4 separate regions of the Mus musculus genome follow, and regions 2, 3 and 4 are each linked to region 1. The links are chromatin loops, found by intact Hi-C in ENCODE. Cell type or tissue: left cerebral cortex. All regions are shown on one strand. Region 1 holds the start of Otud7a (OTU domain containing 7A). Region 2 overlaps Otud7a (OTU domain containing 7A). Region 3 holds the start of Chrna7 (cholinergic receptor, nicotinic, alpha polypeptide 7). Region 4 overlaps 4930554H23Rik (RIKEN cDNA 4930554H23 gene).

Region 1 (2,500 bases):
CCAGCTCTGAACCTAACAGGCAAAAGCTACACCAAGACGGTTAAATGAGAGGGCAGAAAGCAGTGGCATCCACTTGATATCAGGCTGGAGGAAAAGTCTTAAACAGTCACCACGGAGGAAACGTCTAAAACAGTCATGTAAACATTATTAATGGGGAAAGAAATAGGGGAAGGTCAGAGGGGCGTGGAAACAGTCAAAGTTTAGGGTGTTTAGAAAAAGAGAGCCAGCCCAGAGAAAGAAACCAAAGGTGAATGCAGACCACTAGAGAAAAGATGAGCAGGGCAGAGGGGAGGGTGGGTTTCCCTAAGTCCAGGGACAACCTCAAAAGGCTACACCCTAAGGGGGCAAACATGGGAGCGCGTGCATGGGGACACAGCGGGTCCTAGCGCGTCTTCGCAGAGCTCGGCGCGACCGAGGCCAACGGTGGCCACGAGCACGCGCGCTCCCCTACCCGCACCACTTCGGCGGGGGCGGGGCACGGTGGAAGCGGTGACGTCAAGGCAGGGCGCGCGCCTCGGGGCCGCGGACGGAGCCGGGAGGCGGGCGCTGCGCGCGACCGCGGGCGGAGCGGAGGGGCGCGGGGGGCGGAGCGCGGCGCAGCCAGGAAGGCGGGGGAGGAGAGGCCCGGGCGCCGCGCGGCAGCTGGGGAGGGGGCCGCGGCTGGGCGCGAGCGGAACAGCTGATCTGGTTTTCCCGAAGCCAGGGAAGATGGAAGTCGGCTAGCGGCGACTGCGGCGCTGCGGGCGGACCGGCGGGCTGCGCGGCAGGTAAGCGGCGCTGGCCACGGTGCTGCCGGCGGGCGGCGGGCCGGGCGCAGCGGGCAGGTGCGATGGGGCGCGCGGCGCGGGGTCGCCCTGCGCTTGGCCGGGAGGCGAGTGGGCTTGGGCAGGGGCTGCAGGACGCTGGGGGCGCAGGGCTCACACTGCGCGTCTGCATTGCGGGAACAGTTCGGGATCTCGTGGGCGCCACGGGCACCGGCTCCGGCTTCAGCCGGGCGAGGGTAGGGCGCGGCGCTCCCGCTGGCTCCGGCGGCTGCCTCCTGGCCCTTTTCGCGGTTCCGCACTGGAACGTGATGGCAAGCGCGCGGGACTGGGCCCTCGGTCCGTGGGGGCGCGTTGGGGGTCCGAAGGGCAGGGTTAGCTCAGAGCGGCGCCTGAGGCGGCTTGCACAGGGGCTATGGCTACGTGGGTCACGGTGGCCCCCGCGTACTTCTCTGGGTCTGACTGGCCAGCTGCGAAGGGTTGATGCAATTTGGCTCTGAACCCAGAGGCCTTCCCTAGTATCTCCTCACTGGAGGGGGAAAATTGTATCTGCTGTGCTTTAAGTGCTCCTTTAAATTTGGGAGATGTCAGTGATGTCATCATTAACTAAAACTTTCCTTCATTGGACATAACCGCTCAAGTGTACCCTCCTCCCGACCGGTACAGCTACTGCAGCTCTTTGAGAATCTTAGCCATCGAATTTGCTTCTCTGCGCTCAAAACTCGAAAACCTCATAAAGTGCAGTTTTTATTCTGTTGGCTTGAAGATTAGTACATTTGAGAGAGTGGCTGAAAGAAAATGTGTCCCTACAGGTCTGGAAATCAGCTGATCCAGAGCACACAGATCCATCAGGTATGGCAGTACATGCTTGTACCTTGCCTTATCTCTGTTAATGAAAATGACCTGTATGGGAAACACTTCTTTTTTTTAAAAAATCTATTTAGTGTGTGTCCAGGCAAAGGCAGACAATGGGACTAGAGCAGGGTCGTTGCAGGCCTTGATTGCTTCAGGTGAATCTGAAGGGTTCCTCCATCACCAACATCCCCGTCTAGGGTGTGCCTGGGAGAGGTGCTGGTTACTCTAGGGCTCTTTTAGCACTTGTGTGTCCCACCAGACCCCAAGACCTATCCAAAGCGTTCAAGGAATATGAGAGCCTAAGATCTACACAGCACACCAAGTTCTGGAAGAAAATTCCTCAATAAATGCCAGCAGCATGCCCTCATTTGATTATATGAGTATGCCATTAGTATCTGCTCTTATGGGAACAGCCGAAAGCTAGTTCCCAAGACAGTCCGAACATCTACTTAGGCCTGTTGTATCAAAAGGAGATCTAATAAGAGACCAAAGTATTGATGTTTTTGTATTTAATAATTAATGGCACCTCCTAATTGGTTAAAATAAGGATGCCTTAAATTATTAGTGTGATCATATTGGGTTTGCAAGGAACTTAGTGCCATATGCCACAGGAAGGTTTGAATCTGGAACCCTGGAAATAGTGGTTACTGTAGACTTTTGGTGTTCAGGGTGATCGTGAATGCAAATCATTACTTCATGGAGTCTGGCTACATACTAATCACAACTGTGCCTAGATTAGGTAGCAGATGTACCTTTGGGAAGTAAACTTCTGAGCCCCCCCCCCCCCATTGCTGGAGGAGGAGAGGGAGCAGCCACCAGTGAGTGAGCAATGTGTACATCATAGTCTCTGACCTCTTGATAATGTCAAACTTATTCACAGCGGT
Region 2 (2,500 bases), 110 kb after region 1:
TTAAATATACTCCAAAAATGTTGCCTGACATTCAAGAAGATGCTAGGTCAGATACTCAGGTGGATGATAAATAGTTATTTAGGGAATGACTGTGGCTGTCAATCTATACCATTCCAACTGAGTCCTAATCTGTCCTCGGTCTGCAGAGTACAGACAGGGATTTTTCAGGGACCTTCATCTTAAAAGAAGCATTTTCTCAGTGAGACCTGCTCTGAATGTCTTCCTACATGCCTCAGCTCTCCCTTTGGCCTGTTTACATTATTAACCATAGTACCCAGCCATCTTCTGCATCCTGTGCAGGGAATGAATGCTGTGGGTATAAAAGAAGCCCCGAGGAACTCTGCTTCTTCCGCCGACCGATCCTCATGGATCCCCAGAAGGGCCCGCCCATAGGAGATGTTCCAGTGCTGTTGTTAAACAGATGTGGGGCTTTCTAGTTGCCTTTGTAATGTGGGAAGGACACACACACTTACCTTAACATTGCCCTAGAAACGACAACACTGAGTATTTAACTAATAAAAAGGCTAAAGGGTGCTGGCATTGCTATTTTCTTCTCGATTTTGCAATGAGCTGTGACAATTTTCAAGACATGCTTTTATCTTATATTGTTTTGTTTTGTTTTATTTTACCTTGAAAAGTGGAGCAAGAGTAGATATTCGGTTGTTCTCTGCAAAGACACTCAATTCGGGAAACTCAGTATTGAACTGCATGACTTTGCAGACTGAAAGCTATTACAACTCAAGTTGTAATCTTTACAGAAATTGACCAAGCTGCAGGCATTTATCAGCTTCCCACATTGGCCCCACGTGCTTAGTGGTTTAGAGAGCTCTCAAGCCACTTGATCCAGAGCACTTGACATAAAAGTGTCTTGTGCTGATAACTCATGCCCCAGAACCTTCCAGAATCCATCCAGAAATTACGGAGTTGAATCCTGCAGCTCCCAGGAATGTAGCTAATTCTAAAGTCCCTCCTGGCATACACTGTCTTCCCTAGAGACAACTTTACGTAGTCGCTGCGCCCAGACAGGGTAGCATTTAAGGGAGTCTAGAATCCACATGGGAGCAGATTGTTTTGAAGGAACCTGGAGGCCATCTAGAGGAGTAATTGGAATAGTCTTCCAGATGGAATGCTATTCATAGACTGTGACTCTGTCCCGAGTGAATGCAAGCCATTGGATTTATTGTTGCTTGCACTCTCCTGAACCCAAGAGGCTGCAGCGTCTGGATTTCCCACGGACAGGCAGCAGGTACCTCAGTGTACAGGCCCAGGAAACATCACCACGTGGGGTCCAAGTACTAGATTTCTGCCTCTCAAGGCAATTCACAGCACCAGCCAGCTAATATAACCGACCTCAGAGGAAAGCTGTTGCAACAGATGGTCCTCCTGGACTGTGGGAGCTAAGGATCCTGCCCTGCTCCATTGTAATGCCTTAGCTCAGAACAGATCAGGCAATGGCTTTCTTTCTCTTCTCTGAGTGTCTTTGCTTCTCAAGTACAGAGGGTGAGGGTGGCTGGAGCTACTCCCCCTATGCTGAACAGGTGTGTGCTCTTATTTCTATTCTCCACCAAACTCCTCACCTCTCAATACTGCCACGATGCTAGTTACACAGAATGGTGCACCATTCACGGTGAGCTCCTCTCTCCTGGCTTTCAGCCCTCTTACTTCAGCCCTGTTCCCCTGCACACCTCCAAGATGCTCCACATCTGGGGCATTAATACCTCTTGCTTGTCCCCTCCTTGAAACAATAGATGCACTTGATTTCCCTGAAAAACTGTTACCTTTTCTTTAATTTATTTTTTTACATATTTTTACACATATATACATATACATACATAATACATATATTTTTTACTTTATATCTGGCTCACTGCCCCACTCCCTGTTACCTTCCACAATTATTCCCCCCATACTCCCTCCCCTTCTCCTCTGAGCAGGTGTGGCCCCTCTTGCATATCCCCCCACCATGGCACTTGAAGTTAGATGCTTCCTGTCCTATTGAGGCCCGACAAGGCAGCCCAGCTAGAAGAACATATCCCACAGACAGGCAACAGCTTTTGGGATAGCCCCCTTCCCAGTTATTTGGGACCCACATGAAGACCAAGCTGCGCATCTGCTACATATGAGCAGGGAGGCCCAGGTCCAGCCCATGTATGTTCTTTGGTTGGTGGTTCAGACTCTGAGAGCCCCAAGGGTCCAGGTTAGTTGACTCTCTTGGTCTTCCTGTGGAATTCCTATCTTTTTTGGGAGCTGATATCCTTCCTCCTATTCTTCCATAAGAGTTCCCAAGCTCCATCCACTGTTTGGCAGTGGGTGTCCTTCTGTGTCAGCTGCTGGGTGGAGTCTCTCAGGACACCATGCTCCTGTCTGCAAGCATAACAGAGTATCATTAATAGTGTTGGGGACTGGTGTTTACACATGGGTTGGGTCTCAAGTTGGGCCTGGAAAACTGTTTTACAAAATGTTTGTTGTCACAAAGATAATAAAGTTTTTCTATCCAGCA
Region 3 (2,500 bases), 230 kb before region 1:
TTTAACGGGTATAGTATGAAGTGAGAAGCCATTCATCATGAGAACTAACTAGATTAAAAGGAACAGCCTAGGAGTGAGGGCAGGAGTGGGAAGTACCACCTGCCATGCCACTTTACCAAAGTTCTTTTGGTACCTCTTTGCTCACAGTAGTTTCTCCTGATGAACACAAAAATCCCTTTGCTCCAGCCTTACCCACCTAGAGAACAGACACTGGAACACTTTCTAAGTATTGGCATCATTTGGAAGACTCCACCTATAAAAAATCGTAAAAAGTAGCCCAGCTGGCAGAAGAAAAAAACCAAGCTGTCACAGATACTGCAGGGGTGTGGCTTGCTGCAAGGGGTCCAGAGGACTGCTACTAGCTGCCTGGAATTCTCCAAAAAGGATCGCCCACAACTGTCGTCTCCACAAAATAAAACCAATGACCATCCCCCTAATGGGAACGCTTCTAGACACCTACAGTTGGCCTTCTCCCCAAACAGATTGGCAGCCGAAAAGCCAGGCCCCCACCAAGGCACTACGCAGTCACTAAAGAGGAAGAAAAGCTTGTAAGTATCTAAACTATTCCGGGCTCCGGGCGCAGAGCTGCACTAGTTTTCTTTCTAAGGGAGTCTGAAAGTGACCAAGGAAGCCTGTTCCTGCTACTGACTCCCAGCTTAGGACACTTTGGCCGGGAGTTTCTAGCTAAAAGAAAGATGCGACCCAAGTACCCATGCACAGGTGGCTGGGGGTCCTGCCCGAAGCGCAACCTGGTCCGGGACAGGAGGGTGTGTGGCCCGAGCGCCCCGCCAGACTCACCACATCCATGATCTGCAGGAGGCTCAGGGAGAAGTACACGGTGAGCGGCTGCGAGTCGTTGGCCACCGGCCTCTCCAGCGGGTTGTAGTTCTTGACCAGCTCCTTGTACAGCCTCCTCTGGAACTCGCCTTGCAGGGACACTTAGGAAGCAGAGCGCCCAGCGGGCCTCAGCACGGGGCCGCCACCCCGCCCCAGAGCATCTCAGCCCCGCCGCCCAGCCGCAACCCGGGACCACCCGCCCGCCCGCCTGCCCGCCGGAGTCTGCTCCCCGGAGCCCGCCGCGGGGAGTAGGGCCGAAGCCGCGCTGAGGTTACCGTGCAGCAGCGCCGCGGCCAGAGCCAGCCAGATGCCTCCCCGCCGGCCGCACATGTCGCCGGAGCAGCCGCCGTGTCCCGCCGTCCGCCGGGGCCGAGCTGCCGCTCCAGCCGCCTCCGCGCCTTTAAAGCGCTGCGCGCGCCCGCCGCCGCCGCGCACCCCCACACGTGACAGCGCGCCCCCGCCTCGCGAGCGCTCTCTGAGCCGCGCAGCTCCGTGGCCGCCCCGGGAACTGCATCCCTGCTCAGCTAGTTGATGGCCTCTGACCCCGAGCTACTTGCTCCTGCTACCAACTGTGCTCTGTACTCACACCAGTAACAGTTTTCAGACCCAGTCCTCCAGGACTCTCTCTGGTACCAGAATCTGCATCGCAAACTCAGAAGTTTCTCCAGCCAGACAAGGTAGACCACGCAGGAGTAAGCCTATGTTTTCCCTGCAAGACCTGGTGTTTCCAGCGATTAGCTCCTTCCTGAGGCATAACATACTTTATCAGCAGAAAGCCTGACCTAGTCTCACTTTCTTTTAAAACAGATTCAGAAAATTGGAACATTAACTCCAATCCCTTTCTGAAAAGACAAGCCAAAACTTGATTCTGTCGGCCTCTTTGATTCAAAGAACAGTAAATGAACAAGTAAGGACTGAGGGAGATCAGCCACAGAGACCCTGGTCTAGAGGTATCTTCCTTGCTGCCATATTGGGAGGATGGTACTAATGAGAGCAGTCAGAAGTGAGTTAGGCTACCCCATTTGTCCCCGGAAGTACAGAAAGCACACCTTGATGACTACTCTGGTTTCCGTTAGCGGAATCCATCCTCTCTTCCCACAGACTCCATAACACCTGTGTCATCAGACTGTTGCTCCAATGGGTTAGAAAGTACAACACTAAAAAAGAGGGACAGGCTTATCAAAAAAAAAAAAAAGTGACTAAACTGGAAGTGGTGGGAAGGGGATAGTGACTCCAGCTGCTTGGTTTGCAGGAGCAGTGGCATGCAATACCCTGGAAATGAGTATCTTGAAGGATTCCCATGTTGATTACTAATAGAAGTATAAAGAGTTGGTATAAGGTTTCACAGCTTCAGGTTAAGAGCAAAGGGGGGAAAACTGTTTTGGGAGAAAGTTCATTTAAAAAAAAAAGCAAAAACAAAAAAACAAAAGACAGACAACTGACCAGGGCTCCCGTCAAAGGAGACCCAGTATTCCACATGGGAAGGGGACAGCAGGCAGAGGCATGTGGCAAACAGTTGGGTGTATATCTGGCACCTGGGTACTCCTCATCCTATGTCCAACAGCAGGAACATCACAAAGCAGGCACTTGGTGAAGGAATGAGCTGTAAAGCATTCACTGCCAGGAAGATAGGAGAGAAGGAAAAAAAAAAAAAACATCAGAG
Region 4 (2,500 bases), 99 kb before region 1:
TGTAGGAAGCTTGCAATATAGACTCGCGGCTGGAATAAATGTCTAATGCTCATTACCTAGGTGTTAAGAGACAAGCGTGCTGATTTTCAGATTTAGAATGTTTATGTGTGATGTGGAGTGGTATGTAGTTGAAAGGTTCCTTTGGGGGTCCAAACAGAGTTAAAAGCTAAAAGAAACCTTTCTACCATAAATAGTGTCATTATATAAAAGTGGGAGAGAAAACATCATCTCTGTGGCTAGAATGCTTTGATATTCATATTTTTGTCTCTTCATCAAGCTATCCACTTGTATAACTGCCTTTCTATTCTACAGACACCCACAAGCAGCCCTCCCCTGGACTCAACTGTGGCCTGGCCTGCAGGGATTCTCAGAAAAGATCAAATGAGAAGCCTACAAAGCTCCCCCATTTAATCCTTGTAACCACCTTTGAAGTGCAATTATTATCTACAAGATGCTCAAGAACTGCTTCTGAGTTGCCAGTTGCTTGGAAGCCAGGAGGGACTGGACCAGACTTCCTGGCCCCTCAGCATCCTGGCTGTCTGTAGAACATCACCCCACACTGCCAGCTTTGCTCTAGGCTCTGGCTCCTTAGCTCCCTCCTCAAACCACACTCTCTTCCTGCACTGGGTTACTGTGACAGGATCTGCAGTCCTGGAAATTCCTCTTCCAAAGTTGCTATAGAAACTCCCGGTGTGGGTGTGTGGAGGAAGGGGTGCGATTCCTCCCAGCTGATGCACAGAACTTTGCACAGCTTGAGGCAGCATAGAATCAGACCCGTGGCGTTTCTCACCCAATTTGAGCCGCCCCAGAGTGTGGAGGAGGAAGACACCCTACTCCTTCTCTGTGTATCAGTGAGGGAAAAGAAAAAAGTCCTCTGATGTGGTTCAATTCTATCTAGAGAAAAGTGAAGAGCTGGCTGAGCCCAGCCACTTCAGAAACAGTGAGTCAGGACCAGAGTGGCCACCCAGCACGCAGGATGTCAAAGATTACCACCAGTCAAAAATGGACACAGCGTGCTTCTCAATATGATGCAAACAACACTCGCCTATTTTGTCAAGATACAGGTTAGGGAACCTGCATGGTCACATAGCTTCATTAGTCAGCCCTACAGTCAGCAGCGGGGACTGGGTGAGCCTCCTGATCAATAGCGCCCCCTGGTGATCAAGCGCTCAGAACAATCAGATGAAACAGGAATTTAATGTTGACAAACTGGATTTTCACAGGGTTGCCTGTGAAATTATCTCTTCTCACACAGTTCTTAAAATAAATCCTGTTGAAGGGAGGGTTTCACATGGGGAGAAGTGACAGATATATCCTGTTCTGCATAAGATGACTAATATCCGCACATGTTCACAGACACAAGCTAGAGAATGTCAGAGACACTCAGGCCTCGAAGACTCTGGGCCTCTTGGCCCATATGGAGAATGGGAGGTGAGAAAAACAGGTGAGTTATCCAGGAAGATGAAGACTCCACTGAACCAAACACTACTGAGTGCTGACTTGCATGTGACTGTATGCTAGGATAGATAGGCTAAGCCTGGAGATACAACTGAGAGATGCTGCTGCTCAATGGGCTTCATAGTGCACTGAGAGCAGTAGGGCATAGGCAGTTGTAATAGCAAGAACAAGAGAAATAAACTGTGGCATGTGGATAACGAAAGACTGAGTTCTCCACGGTGTGGATATGAGAACAGGCCAAGTTTAACCAGCTTTGTAAGAGTTTGTGAGCTTCCTAGATCTATCATAAATAACACTGTGTTTATAAGAGTCCAGGCCTTTAAAGACCAAATGTAAATATGTTTTTAAACATGTTTAAAACATTGACCACTGTAAATACAAGATATTAAAGAGTAATTTTATAGAGGGTCATGAGCTATGTATTCTAGGGAAGTAGTCATATCAGGAAATACACACAAAGGTCACCAGAAAAGAGCTGGGTCACACACACACACACACACACACACACACACACACACACACACACTGCTGTCCAAATGTGTCCAAGCTTTTGTATTGGAAAGTCCATGTTCTGGGAAGCATTTTGAAAGGCAGGGCCTGCTGGGGAAGGTTAAGAGTAATGGTGTTATAGGGCCCCCAATGGAGGAGCTAGAGAAAGTACCCAAGGAGCTGAGGGGTCTGCAACCCTGTAGGTGGAACAACAATATGAACTAACCAGTACCCCCAGAGCTCGTGTCTCTAGCTGCATATGTAGCAGAAGATGGCCTAGTTGTCCATCATTGGGAAGAGAGGCCCCTTGGTCTTGCAAACTTTATATGCCCCAGTACAGGGGAATGCCAGGGCCAAGAAGTGGGAGTGGGTGGGTAGGGGAGCAGGGCTGGGGGAGGGTATAGGGAACTTTCGGGATAGCATTTGAAATGTAAGTAAAGAAAATATCTAATAAAAAAAGAGTAATGGTGTTATGAAGATCCTAATTGTTTTAGGTTGTTCTCTTTTGTTCTACTGTTGTGTGAAGACCTTGTTTCTGTTTTCTGGGGATGTC

The links. A loop is a pair of places that touch in the nucleus more often than their neighbours do. Peaks named below come from ENCODE experiments on the same cell type or tissue, not always from the same donor. Only the 100,000 strongest peaks of a DNase experiment are listed, where the experiment ranks them.
Region 2: it touches region 1 in a loop (2.6-fold over the local background); 3 of 42 quality-filtered maps call a loop at or near these places.
Region 3: it touches region 1 in a loop (5-fold over the local background); 2 of 42 quality-filtered maps call a loop at or near these places.
Region 4: a loop joins it to region 1, with 6 times the contacts of the local background. A loop is called at or near these places in 5 of 42 quality-filtered maps.

Annotation. Positions count from the first base shown.
Region 1 is chr7:63,444,161-63,446,660 of GRCm38, forward strand. Otud7a (OTU domain containing 7A) reads left to right here and starts at 612. Exons shown (of 14, transcript NM_130880.1): 1 at 612-767. It overlaps 4930554H23Rik (RIKEN cDNA 4930554H23 gene), which reads right to left and starts at 369. Exons shown (of 10, transcript NR_131089.1): 1 at 1-369. In left cerebral cortex, a CTCF peak has its summit at 1,396; DNase peaks (open chromatin) are centred at 537 and 1,323; H3K4me3 peaks cover 2,413 bases; H3K27ac peaks cover 1,942 bases.
Region 2 is chr7:63,555,240-63,557,739 of GRCm38, forward strand. All of the region lies in intron 1 of Otud7a (OTU domain containing 7A), which reads left to right. Among named protein-coding and RNA genes, the nearest start is that of Otud7a, 110 kb to the left of the region's middle. In left cerebral cortex, a CTCF peak has its summit at 1,116; DNase peaks (open chromatin) are centred at 1,118 and 1,328; H3K27ac peaks cover 1,478 bases.
Region 3 is chr7:63,211,310-63,213,809 of GRCm38, forward strand. Chrna7 (cholinergic receptor, nicotinic, alpha polypeptide 7) reads right to left here and starts at 1,217. Exons shown (of 10, transcript NM_007390.3): 1 at 1,113-1,217; 2 at 799-938. The coding sequence starts at 1,167. In left cerebral cortex, a CTCF peak has its summit at 1,343; DNase peaks (open chromatin) are centred at 622, 775 and 1,285; H3K4me3 peaks cover 1,427 bases; H3K27ac peaks cover 463 bases.
Region 4 is chr7:63,345,114-63,347,613 of GRCm38, forward strand. The region is part of intron 9 of 4930554H23Rik (RIKEN cDNA 4930554H23 gene); the gene reads right to left. Among named protein-coding and RNA genes, the nearest start is that of 4930554H23Rik, 98 kb to the right of the region's middle. In left cerebral cortex, a CTCF peak has its summit at 1,154 (motif pointing left); DNase peaks (open chromatin) are centred at 735, 1,190 and 1,335; H3K27ac peaks cover 1,707 bases.